Linked DNA regions of Homo sapiens: region 2 is linked to region 1. The links are chromatin loops, found by intact Hi-C in ENCODE. Cell type or tissue: dorsolateral prefrontal cortex. All regions are shown on one strand.

Evidence for each region. Peaks named below come from ENCODE experiments on the same cell type or tissue, not always from the same donor. Only the 100,000 strongest peaks of a DNase experiment are listed, where the experiment ranks them.
Region 2: a loop joins it to region 1, with 1.0 times the contacts of the local background. A loop is called at or near these places in 37 of 110 quality-filtered maps.

Annotation. Positions count from the first base shown.
Region 1 is chr6:166,156,114-166,158,613 of GRCh38, forward strand. TBXT (T-box transcription factor T) reads right to left here. Exons shown (of 8, transcript NM_001366285.2): 8 at 1,543-2,475. The coding sequence ends at 2,202. Among named protein-coding and RNA genes, the nearest start is that of TBXT, 10 kb to the right of the region's middle. In dorsolateral prefrontal cortex, a CTCF peak has its summit at 1,076 (motif pointing right); no DNase peak of the experiment used is centred here.
Region 2 is chr6:166,399,826-166,402,325 of GRCh38, forward strand. No RefSeq gene overlaps it. Among named protein-coding and RNA genes, the nearest start is that of MPC1-DT, 18 kb to the left of the region's middle. RefSeq lists an enhancer at 1-416. In dorsolateral prefrontal cortex, CTCF peaks have their summits at 1,180 (motif pointing left) and 1,380; a DNase peak (open chromatin) is centred at 1,136; H3K4me3 peaks cover 317 bases.

The DNA of each region.
Region 1 (2,500 bases):
ATTATTAAAATGTTAATTCCTAGAATTTGAACTCTGGGACACCTTTAGAAACTCAAACTCTCAAGTCGTCATCTATCTTCCACATGTGAAAATGGTCTTCCCCCCAACCTCAGAGCTTAAGGTCCCAGGGGAGGGGCATGTGACTCAGTCTCCCCACAGCCCCCACAGTGGGGCCACGTTCCCCAGTTGTACGCTTCAGCTGCCCAAGCTCAGTCGACAACGTTTTCCTCTTATTCCCACACTATTAGTGTTACTGATGCCCGCAAAGGGGCCAGCACTGGAACAGACCCTGAAAATACAAAACCCAGGCAGTCAGGGTTGTGGAGATGGACAAGGGTTCAGTGAGGTGGTGGACTGTGCAGAGGGGATCACCGGACACTGGGATCACAGGGTGGCACTGCCTGCCCTTAACCCCTTCCCAAATGTCCCCCAGACCTCCTCCAGCAGAACCAGCACCTATGCAATTAGAAGCCACAGTCCAGATGTCTGGAACTAGTTCTACTTCCCAACACTACCTGGACAGTGGGTTTAATCAATGTATTCTCCCAAAATACTTCAATCAATCTCCTGATTTGGGGGTATTGCCAAATGAGTAGTCGTAAAACCAAGAAAAACTTTTAAATGATAATTTACGATAAGCATGTCCTGCTTGGAAAGCAGGCACAAATGATGCTAAAAAGCTAGCTATTTACACGTCATCTCTGGATTTATACTCAATAAAGCAAAAACAAACAAACTAAACACCACTTTGTCCTAGAACTGGTAAGTGGAGTCCAAAGAAGTCAGAGTTGGACAAGTGGTAAAGTTAGCAACGCTGACTTGGAAAAAACAACTTTTGCTACGCCTGTGGGCGATATCATACCCCTGAGCCTTAATGTCCATGTTGCTAGTATATTCATAATGCCGCTTTGACACTCCTGCATTACTAACCCAGCTCTAACCTACTGGCCACCTGTAACTTCGAATACTAAGGAATACTAAGGTGTACTTGGAATACTAAGGAATACAAGGTTTGGAATACTAAGCTGGAAGTAGGGTCAACATTAAGGATTCTGCCACTAGATGGAGAAATTGTCCCAATCCAGCGCCATTGCAGTTGTGTTTTGCTTTTGAGAAAAAGCAGCGGGAAAGATATTTATAAATGCCATTTTGTTCAAAGTGCTACGGTAACCACACTTTTCATTGACAAATGATAACTTTTTATCCATTTATTTTATGTACAGTACTTTAGCTTGAATAGGGTGGACAGCCCATATTCATCTTGATGACATCAGTATGTTCTAGGTTCTGTCTTTATCCACATCATCCATGATTCAATGTTGAGTAAATCTCTTAAAAATTACTTAACATCTTTTAAGTTGCTGTGGCAATTAGCACTAAGTCTATGCAAATTTCACTTCCAGTTTTGCAACTAATTAGATACAATATTAAAGTTCTTAATAGATTAAAATGCTTTTTGGGGATAAGGTCTTTACCACCAGCTACAATAAACAGTAAATACTCACAAAAGGAGGGGCTTCACTAATAACTGGACGAATCACATTTTGCATATTGCGTTTATTTTGCAGAAAATGCTTTCTGCTGATTGTCTTTGGCTACTTTGTCAAAAGAAAAATATGAAACAGTTATAGTTTAACAACACAAGAGATTAGCTACATATGCTTAAAATACACACATTCTAGGGGGCAGAGCAGTCAAATTTTCAATTCAACTAAAACCTGCTGTCCTCAACTATGATTTTATTCTGTCCTTAACAGCTCAACTCTAACTACTTGAAAGCAACAAGGAAGAAGATTAAGAGTGTGCTTTTTATCTCACTAAAGTAGGACTGGTGGAGTTTACAAATTCTGGTGTGCCAAAGTTGCCAATACACTGTATGAGAAATAAACCAAAAAAAGTTTCTGGACCCTGGCAAACATTTTTTCACCGTCAGTGAGGTTGGGCCAACTGCATCATCTCCACAGTTGGGTTCATCTGTAAGCCACCTGGGACAGCACCGCTACTGCAGGTGTGAGCAAGGGATGCTGGGGCTCTGGGGAAAGGTGCCGTGTGCTCCTCCACTGCTTTGAAAAGGAAGTTACTGAGGCTGCATTTCCTTCTTAACCTGAGACTGCCACTGGGTACCTAGTAGGTCAATCCAGTCACCACTGGCTGCCACGACAAAAAGTCACTGCATCTTTCGGGACCTGGGCCTTGCTGCTTCACATGGAAGGTGGCGACACAGGTGTCCATGAGGCTATGAGGCGGCCTTGGGCTGCGGCGTCGTACTGGCTGTCCACGATGTCTGTGGCCGCGGCCGCCCCTTCGTACAGTGGGGATCCCGAGGAAGAGGGCGCCGAGACCGGATGGGTGAGGGGTGTGTAGTGCGCGGGGGAGCCCCGGAAGAACTGGGCCCCCAGCCCGTTGGACACGGCTGCTGCCTGGGAGCCCGGGGTGACGGCGCCGTTGCTCACAGACCACAGGCTGGGGTACTGACTGCAACAGAAAGACACCAGTGAGC
Region 2 (2,500 bases), 240 kb after region 1:
ATCACGAGGTCGGGAGATCGAGACCATCCTGGCTAACACGGTGAAACCCCATCTCTACTAAAAATACAAAAAATTAGCCGGGCGTGGTGGCAGGCGCCTGTAGTCCCAGCTACTCGGGAGGCTGAGGCAGGAGAATGGCGTGAACCCAGGAGGCGGAGCTTGCAGTGAGCCGAGATTGCGCCACTGCACTCCAGCCTGGGTGACAGGGAGACTCCGTCTCAAAAAAAAAAAAAAAAAAAAATAAGAGTGGATCGACAGAGTCTTACGTGATGCTGTGAAATACAGCTGCTGGGCTTCATTTCAGACACATTGCCTAAGACTCTCTTCTTATTACCCGAGTCACTGATTCACAACCACTTTCACCCTTGAAGATCCTTTGTAAAGTTAAGTTTTTTCCTAACAGACCTGTTATATAAAGACTTTGTCTTATAAGGAAGTATTTATTATGTAACATGTTTGTCCCCTCTAAAGAGGACAGTTTAAAGGAGACATTTAAATTTCTCCTTCATGTGAGACATCCAGTGTTAGTATACTGGGTTAATATAAAACCAAACAAAACTCAAATAGACATGACTTTTCACCTCTGCAGGTTTACGGTGTGTGAACTTATGATTCTCATCAACTTTTCTTCCTTTCTTTCTTTTTTATTTTGAAGACAGAGTCTGGCTCTGTCACCCAGGCTGGAGTGCAGTGGTGTGATCTCAGCTCACTGTAACCTCTGCCTCCCGGGTTCAGGTGATTCTCCTGCCTCAGCCTCCCGCGTAGCTGGGATTACAGGCACCCACCACTATGCCCGGCTTTTTTTGTATTTTTATTAGAGATAGGGTTTCAGCATGGTAGCCAGGCTGGTCTCGAACTCCTGACCTCAAGTGACCTGCCTGCCTTGGCCTCCCAAAGTGCTGGGATTACAGATGTGAGCTACAGCGCCTGGCCTTCATCAGCTTTTCTTAATACTGATGGAGCCCACGGACTCCTGGTCCTGTTGTGAACTTCAGGTTGGCAATCGCTTGCCCTGGGCTGTATGAGGAGCCAGTGGCAGGACCCTGTCTGACCGGTGACCCATGGGGGCTCTGGCCATCGCAGTGCACGGGTCCTGAGAGGGCTCCCAGAGCTGCAGGGCTGAGCGCGTTCTGCATGGCCTGCAGGTCTAGCTGTACAAGCACTGCCCTCTGCTGGCATTTTGTAACAATTGCAAACACACAGAACTTACTTGTCCCGCAACGTAGTGAAGTTTCCAGAAGGAAAAGAGATGAATTTATGCCGGGGTGGTGGTTCACGCCTGTAATCCCAGCACTTTGGGAGGCCAAGGAGGGCGGATCACCTGAGGTCAGGAGTTCAAGACCAGCCTGGCCAACATGGTGAAATCCCATCTCTACTAAACAATACAAAAATTAGCCAGGTGTGGTGGCACGCGCCTGTAATCCCAGCTACTCAGGAGGCTGAGGCAGGAGAATCACTTGAACCCGGGAGGAGGAGGTCGCAGTGAGCTGAGATTGTGCCGCTGCACTCCAGGCTGGGCGACAGAACGAGACTCCGTCTCAATTAAAAAAAAAAAATAAAGAGGTGAATTTATATAGTTAACAGGCCACGTTCAACAAGGCCACCCCAGCCACCCGAGGCCCCATGTAGAATTTTGAATGGCCACATGCGTAGTGGACGCTGAACAGGGAACTCGTAAATTCCAGCCCAGTCCCCACCTATTCACTCATTTACAAATAATGATTTGTGCCCAGCACCGGGCCAGGCATAGAAAGAAGAAAAGGATTGCAACTCTCAGGGGTGCTCCAGGCTAGGGGGAGAGAGGCGCACACAAGAACAATTTCACTTCAGTCTCTTCCTCGATCCGGTATGAGGCTGTATAAAGGGCAGTCCGGATTGTATGGAGGTAATAATGTCTGAGCTGAAATGGAAAGGATTACGCAGGATTTGTCTGTTGGACATCTCTGACCAAAACGGCACTGAAACCTGATGACAGTACTTAGCACCAGGTATCTGAGTGGGAGGCTGTTGAGAGTAAATGGAGTTACGGTGGAAGAAATTCTGAGGTCCTTTAAAATGACCAAGCTGCCCGGGACCTTGCCATGTATCTGCTGGCATGTATGATTTGGTGTGAAAATATCAGGCCCAGATAACAGCCAAATTGCCTCACTTTCTGCAAGCTAAACACAGTCTAACTGCGTTAGCTACACACACACACTCTCTCTCTTTCATGCATCACTGAATGATGGAAACACGTTCTGGTAATTTCATCACTGTGTCGACATTAGAGAGTGCATTTACACAAACCTAGATGGTATAGCCCATTGTGTACTTAGGCTCTATGGTGTAGCCTATTGCTCCCAGGCTACAAACCTAAGCAGCATGGTACTGTGCTGAATACTGTAGGCAACTGTAACACAATGATAAGCATTTGTGTATCTAGACATATCTAAACATAGAAAAGGTACAGTAAAAATATGATATGGTATTGTCATCCTATAGGACCACCATTGTATATGCA